Regions from separate parts of the Homo sapiens genome. Here region 2 is linked to region 1. Evidence: chromatin loops called from intact Hi-C (ENCODE). Cell type or tissue: lower leg skin. All regions are shown on one strand.

Region 1 (2,500 bases):
GGTTTAACAAAGGGGAGCTCCCCTACACATGCTTTCTTGTCTGCCACCATGCAAGACATCCCTTTGTTCTTCCTTTGTCTTCCCCCGTGATTGTGAAGCCTCTTCAGCCATGTGGAACTGTGAGTCAATTAAACCTCTTTCCTTTATAGATTACCCAGTCTCGGGTATTTATTTATTAGCAGCATGAAATGGACTAATACATAAAGGATTCTCCATTGTTTCTGCAAACCTAGGTGCCTGAAGTATATTTGGGTCTTGTTCATCAATGTCCCCTTTTTTCTATTTGCTTCCCAGTTGCCTTTTAACAAATTCTCTGTTTACATCAGTTAGCTGGAACTGAATTCTGTTGCTTGTAGACATAGAACCTTAACAGATAAATAAGTGTTTTCCCAAGAGGTGATCTGTGGACTACTTGCATCTGAACCATCGAGCTTTATGATACTGATCCACAGTCCTCACTATAGGCCTCTAAATCAGATTTTCCAGCCGAATCTGCCGGTTTGAAAAGCTCCTCAGGAGATTCTTTTATTCACTTCGAGAACTGGGTGAGAGGATTTTCAAGAATCCTTCCCACATTAAAATTCTAAAATTGTACAGGAAAAAAAAAGAACAGCTCCTTGCAAGCCTTCAAGTCTTGATGATCAACTCCTGCTCACCTCTTTGGCCGCATTTCCTATCCCTCTCCCCTCAGTGCACACCACACCCCAGCTTTACTGGCATTCTCTCTGTTTCCACCCCAGGACCTTTGGACTTACTGTCCTCTCAGCCTGGCACTCCCTCCAAGGTCTTCACAGGGCTGGCTTCTTCCTTTCCTTCAGGTCGGCTCCCCAGAGAGCAGGTTTCATATTTTCCATCCCACATTGCCCCACAGCACCCATGCTGCCGATCCTAGCATCTTAGCAGTTCTCACTGTATGAGTCGATTATCATTCATTCTTTAGCAGTTCTCAGTATCTGAGTCAATTATCATTCATTCTTTCACTACTTCTTTTATCTCTCCCCCACTTAGAACTTCTTAAGTTCCAGGACAGGAAGAATGGGCTTTATCTTGTCACCACTCCATCCCCGTTGCCTGGAACTTTACTTGTGACATAGCAGGCAGGTTCTTAGCAAATATTATTCAGTAAATGAAATCTATAAATCTTAGATAATCTTTGAACGTTATCCTACATATGCTATTACTATAAAAGCAGTCTGAGAGTAATAAAACCAAATGTCACATTTACCTTCAGGAATTTGTCATCTCAGATAACATTCCTCAGTGTTATCACCCACTGCTCCCAAATTTGATCTCTATTGCCTGAAAAACTAAAAAGAGCTACTGTTTTAATTTCAATTTCCTTGTCTAAGGAAAACCTGGCCTAAATTTTCTTAAAGCAACAAAGAACCAAGAATCTTTGCTTCTTGGAAACGGGAAAGCGAGCTAGAATGATTCCCTACTAGGGTGCACTCACACTTGATTTGAAAAGCACACGTACCCTCTACTGGAAGTATGCAGTATTGCAACTTGAACTCAAACTGTCAAACACATTAAGCAGGGAATGTCAAATGTCCTGTTACCCCTGAAACTGGATGAAGTAAGCAGAGGAAAAGAGCAACACAACAACAAATAAATGAGCAGTACTTATGGTGCTTATCTGTTCTGAGGGTTAAATCGGCCAAGATCAATTGGGCGGATCACTCAGAATTCTGGCTTCTGAGATGTTCAGTGCATTTCCTCCTGTAAAACCAACGAAGATCAGGGACAACTGTTCACTTTAGGACAGTCTACTACGTAAATAGGACTAACTAGAGAAAAAAAATGCAAGAAAGCATAATGTCTGATAAGGGGCACACAGTCAAGAGAGTGAGGATATGACCTAAATGGAACCCAACTGAGGGTCAGATTCCTCATTGGTAAAACAAGGAAAGGATTTAGAATAAGTAACCATAAAGGAGCTGCACCTTGAACAGAGGTCGAGAAGTCACTAACTGATGGGCTCGGGGGCCAATTCAAGCTATAGACATGATTTGGCCCAACTATTAATTGGGAGGGACAAGGGTTCTCCAGTTTGCTACAGCATGTTTGTCTGTCTCCCCTGCACATACATGTATATTTCTGATTGTGGTGTCCATAGCAAGTGCAAGTGTCATTTCCATTTAGCACACTGCTGATTTTCTAACAGCCAGCCTGCTTTATGCACTCATTTTATTTGCCTGTTCCCTGCAGGCATTTGACTTACACTTTTGCCTAGTCCCTTTGGCTGTTTTGCATAATAGTGCAGTGTCTCTTCTCTTCACTGCAAAGTGCATGTGTGCATATGCACGCACACACACACTACACACACATACACAGGCATACACACACAGCTTTAGCAATATGGCTTTTCTTTCTCCTCCTATCACGATATAGTCTGAAGTCCCACTTGCAAAAAAAATATGAAGAAGACAGAGCTGTTCATCACTTGATCTCAATCCCCAGCACAGGGCTTGTAGCAGGTCCAATGAGAGTGAGATGTTGG
Region 2 (2,500 bases), 1.1 Mb before region 1:
TATATTAGCTCATTTAATCCATGAAGGACAATGTATGATTTTCCTCACTTTATAAAGGAGTAACTTGAGGCACAAAAAGTTTAAATACCTTGTCCAAGGTTCCATAGCACACAGTCTGAGTTGAGATGTGAACACAGAGCCTGAGGTTCAAGTCCTTTTTCTAAACCAGTGATTCTCAAAGGAGACATTGTTGGTTGTCACAGCTGGGGCTGGAGTGCTACTGATATCTAGGGATAGAGGACAGAGATGCTGCTAAATATCCTACAATGCACAAGATAGTCCCCACGACAAGAAATTACCCAGCCCAAAATGTCAGTAGTGCCCAGGTTGAGAAACCCTGTTGCAAATTGCTACATTATATTAATACTACCTACTGAGGGTAGCCGGTAGGCTTCTTAGACAACTGGTTTACCAATACTGGGCGAAGACCAGTTTGAGGGAGACTGAGTTGCTTTCTGGACACATCCAGTTGAGGTCCTTTAAGGCACCTAGGAAGATAGGGCAAGTAAACTGCTGGATGCTCGCTTGGCTTTGTAATTCAGAGAGGTCTGGCACTGCTTGGAGTAGGTTTCTATTCCTGGCAACTGCATACACCAAAATATCTCCTGTATTTTTATAGTGTATTTGTTTGTTTGTTTATACCCCCACCCTCTTCCAGAAAGGATGCAAAGCTGCTTAGGAGGATAAGGAACACGCAAGAGTCTGATGTAAGTTAAAAGTAGGACAAAGGAACACATTCACATAAGGGTGGAGACATAGGATGGAGCCAGCAATGAGGCTAAAAGGAACCCTAATCCCATTCCTGGCAGCTGCAGGGCTCTTCTTACAATCTTACTGGACTCCTTTATCCCAGTCTCTGCTGAGATCTCTGCCTCCTCTCCAGGAGATGAACCCCAATCCTCACCTCTTGGCTGCCCTGCAGCTGAGATGAAAACTGAATGTGCTTACTGTCTTTTAGGTTCCTGGCACCTAGTGGGAGAACAATACATAGTTGTAGAGAGAAACTCCAGGGATGGGGTTGTGAACAAGACCCAAAGCCTCCCCCATAGAGCTTCCTTTTGAATGGGGGAGACAAACCAAAAAGGGGAGCAACCGTTGATATGAGCATTCGTGCTTTGTTTTGCTTATCAGATAATTTAATAGCTAGTTCCAAGGCGTCTTTCATGCTATAAAGAAACAAAAAAGGACCCAAGAAAAAATGATGAGGAGAAGTATGGTGGTTGGGGAAGCCTCTGTGAGAAGGTGATATGCAAGCTGAGACCTAGAAGAGGAGAAGGGACAGAGTTTCATAGAGTCGGGTGAAGGCATTCCAACCAGGAAACAGCGTGGACAGATAGCCCTGGATGGGAAACAACTATGGTCTTTGAGAAACCGGGAAGAGGCCAGCAGGCCTGAAGCAGGATGAGTGAAGAGAGAGGGTGGGAAAACAGCCAGGACCTTGCAGGCATAGGAAAGAGTTTGGGTTTTATTTCAAGTGCAGTAAGGAGCTATGGAAGGACTACGTGGCAGAGATCAACAATTGTCCACAAGTATCCATTCTCCCCTTTGTCCTGATTCATAAAATCCACAAGGTTGAACTGGGCATGTGGCTGCCTGGAATAAGAACAACTTTTCCCAGCCTCTTTTGCAGATGTGGTCATGTGACTTAAGCTCTGGCTGCTAGAATCCAAGCTGGGGTGGTGTATGCAACTTCTGAGTAGTATCTTTGAAAGGGGGATGTGTGTCCCCACTCCTCCTTGCTGCTATGTGGGGTATAGATTAAATGGCTGGAACCCCAGCACCATCTCAGACTCTGAAGTGACCTTGGAAATAAAAGCCAGGATTGGAGATGCCACAATGTAGACAGAGCCTGGATTCCTGACTCCGTTGAACTGCCATAGTCTCAGGTAGCCAGCTGCCAGATGCTTCTGGGAGGGAGGGAAAAGCATCTATCTTGCTGAAGCCACTGTTAGTGTGCATTTTCTGTCACAGCTAAACCTAATTCTAACTGATAAAGGCTTTCAGGAGGAACCACATGATTCCGTTTATCACATCAGAAGCTCCCTTAGGCCCTTGTGAGGAGCAGAAGATTGAAAGGGAGTGAGTACAGAGCAGGGAGATAGGGGCAGAGGCTGCTGCAATCATCCAGGCAAATGAATGAACAAATGAATGAATGAATTGTAACCGGACCCAGGTTCAGTTGCTCTCTGCTTGAAAGCCAAAACTCAAGAAATGAGACTTGGTGGGAGGAAAAACAGGTTTTTCGGGAAGCCAGCAAACGGAGAAAATGGTAGACTACCATCCTAAAATGCCATCTTAAGTCAGCACAAATTTCAGGCTTTTTTTTATGTTAAGGGCAGGGGAAGAAGAGGGAGTTGGGATCAAGATGTGACTGATGACTGCAGACCTCTGGGTGCCAGTGAGGGCCTGAGGAGTTTGGGAACTTCTTTGTCCTTGGTCAGGTCACAATGCTCCTGTAAATCTTTAACAAAACACAGTTGTTTACATACTTTCCCTTTAA

The links. Hi-C counts contacts between places; a loop is a spot of excess contacts. Peaks named below come from ENCODE experiments on the same cell type or tissue, not always from the same donor. Only the 100,000 strongest peaks of a DNase experiment are listed, where the experiment ranks them.
Region 2: a loop joins it to region 1, with 13 times the contacts of the local background. A loop is called at or near these places in 15 of 110 quality-filtered maps.

The regions. Positions count from the first base shown.
Region 1 is chr3:63,350,341-63,352,840 of GRCh38, reverse strand. All of the region lies in intron 2 of SYNPR (synaptoporin), which reads right to left. Among named protein-coding and RNA genes, the nearest start is that of SYNPR, 73 kb to the right of the region's middle. In lower leg skin, a CTCF peak has its summit at 1,508 (motif pointing left); no DNase peak of the experiment used is centred here.
Region 2 is chr3:64,491,528-64,494,027 of GRCh38, reverse strand. LOC105377123 (a long non-coding RNA gene) reads left to right here. Exons shown (of 8, transcript XR_940913.3): 1 at 1-2,500. Among named protein-coding and RNA genes, the nearest start is that of PRICKLE2-DT, 48 kb to the right of the region's middle. RefSeq lists a silencer at 1,949-2,149. In lower leg skin, no CTCF peak of the experiment used is centred here; no DNase peak of the experiment used is centred here.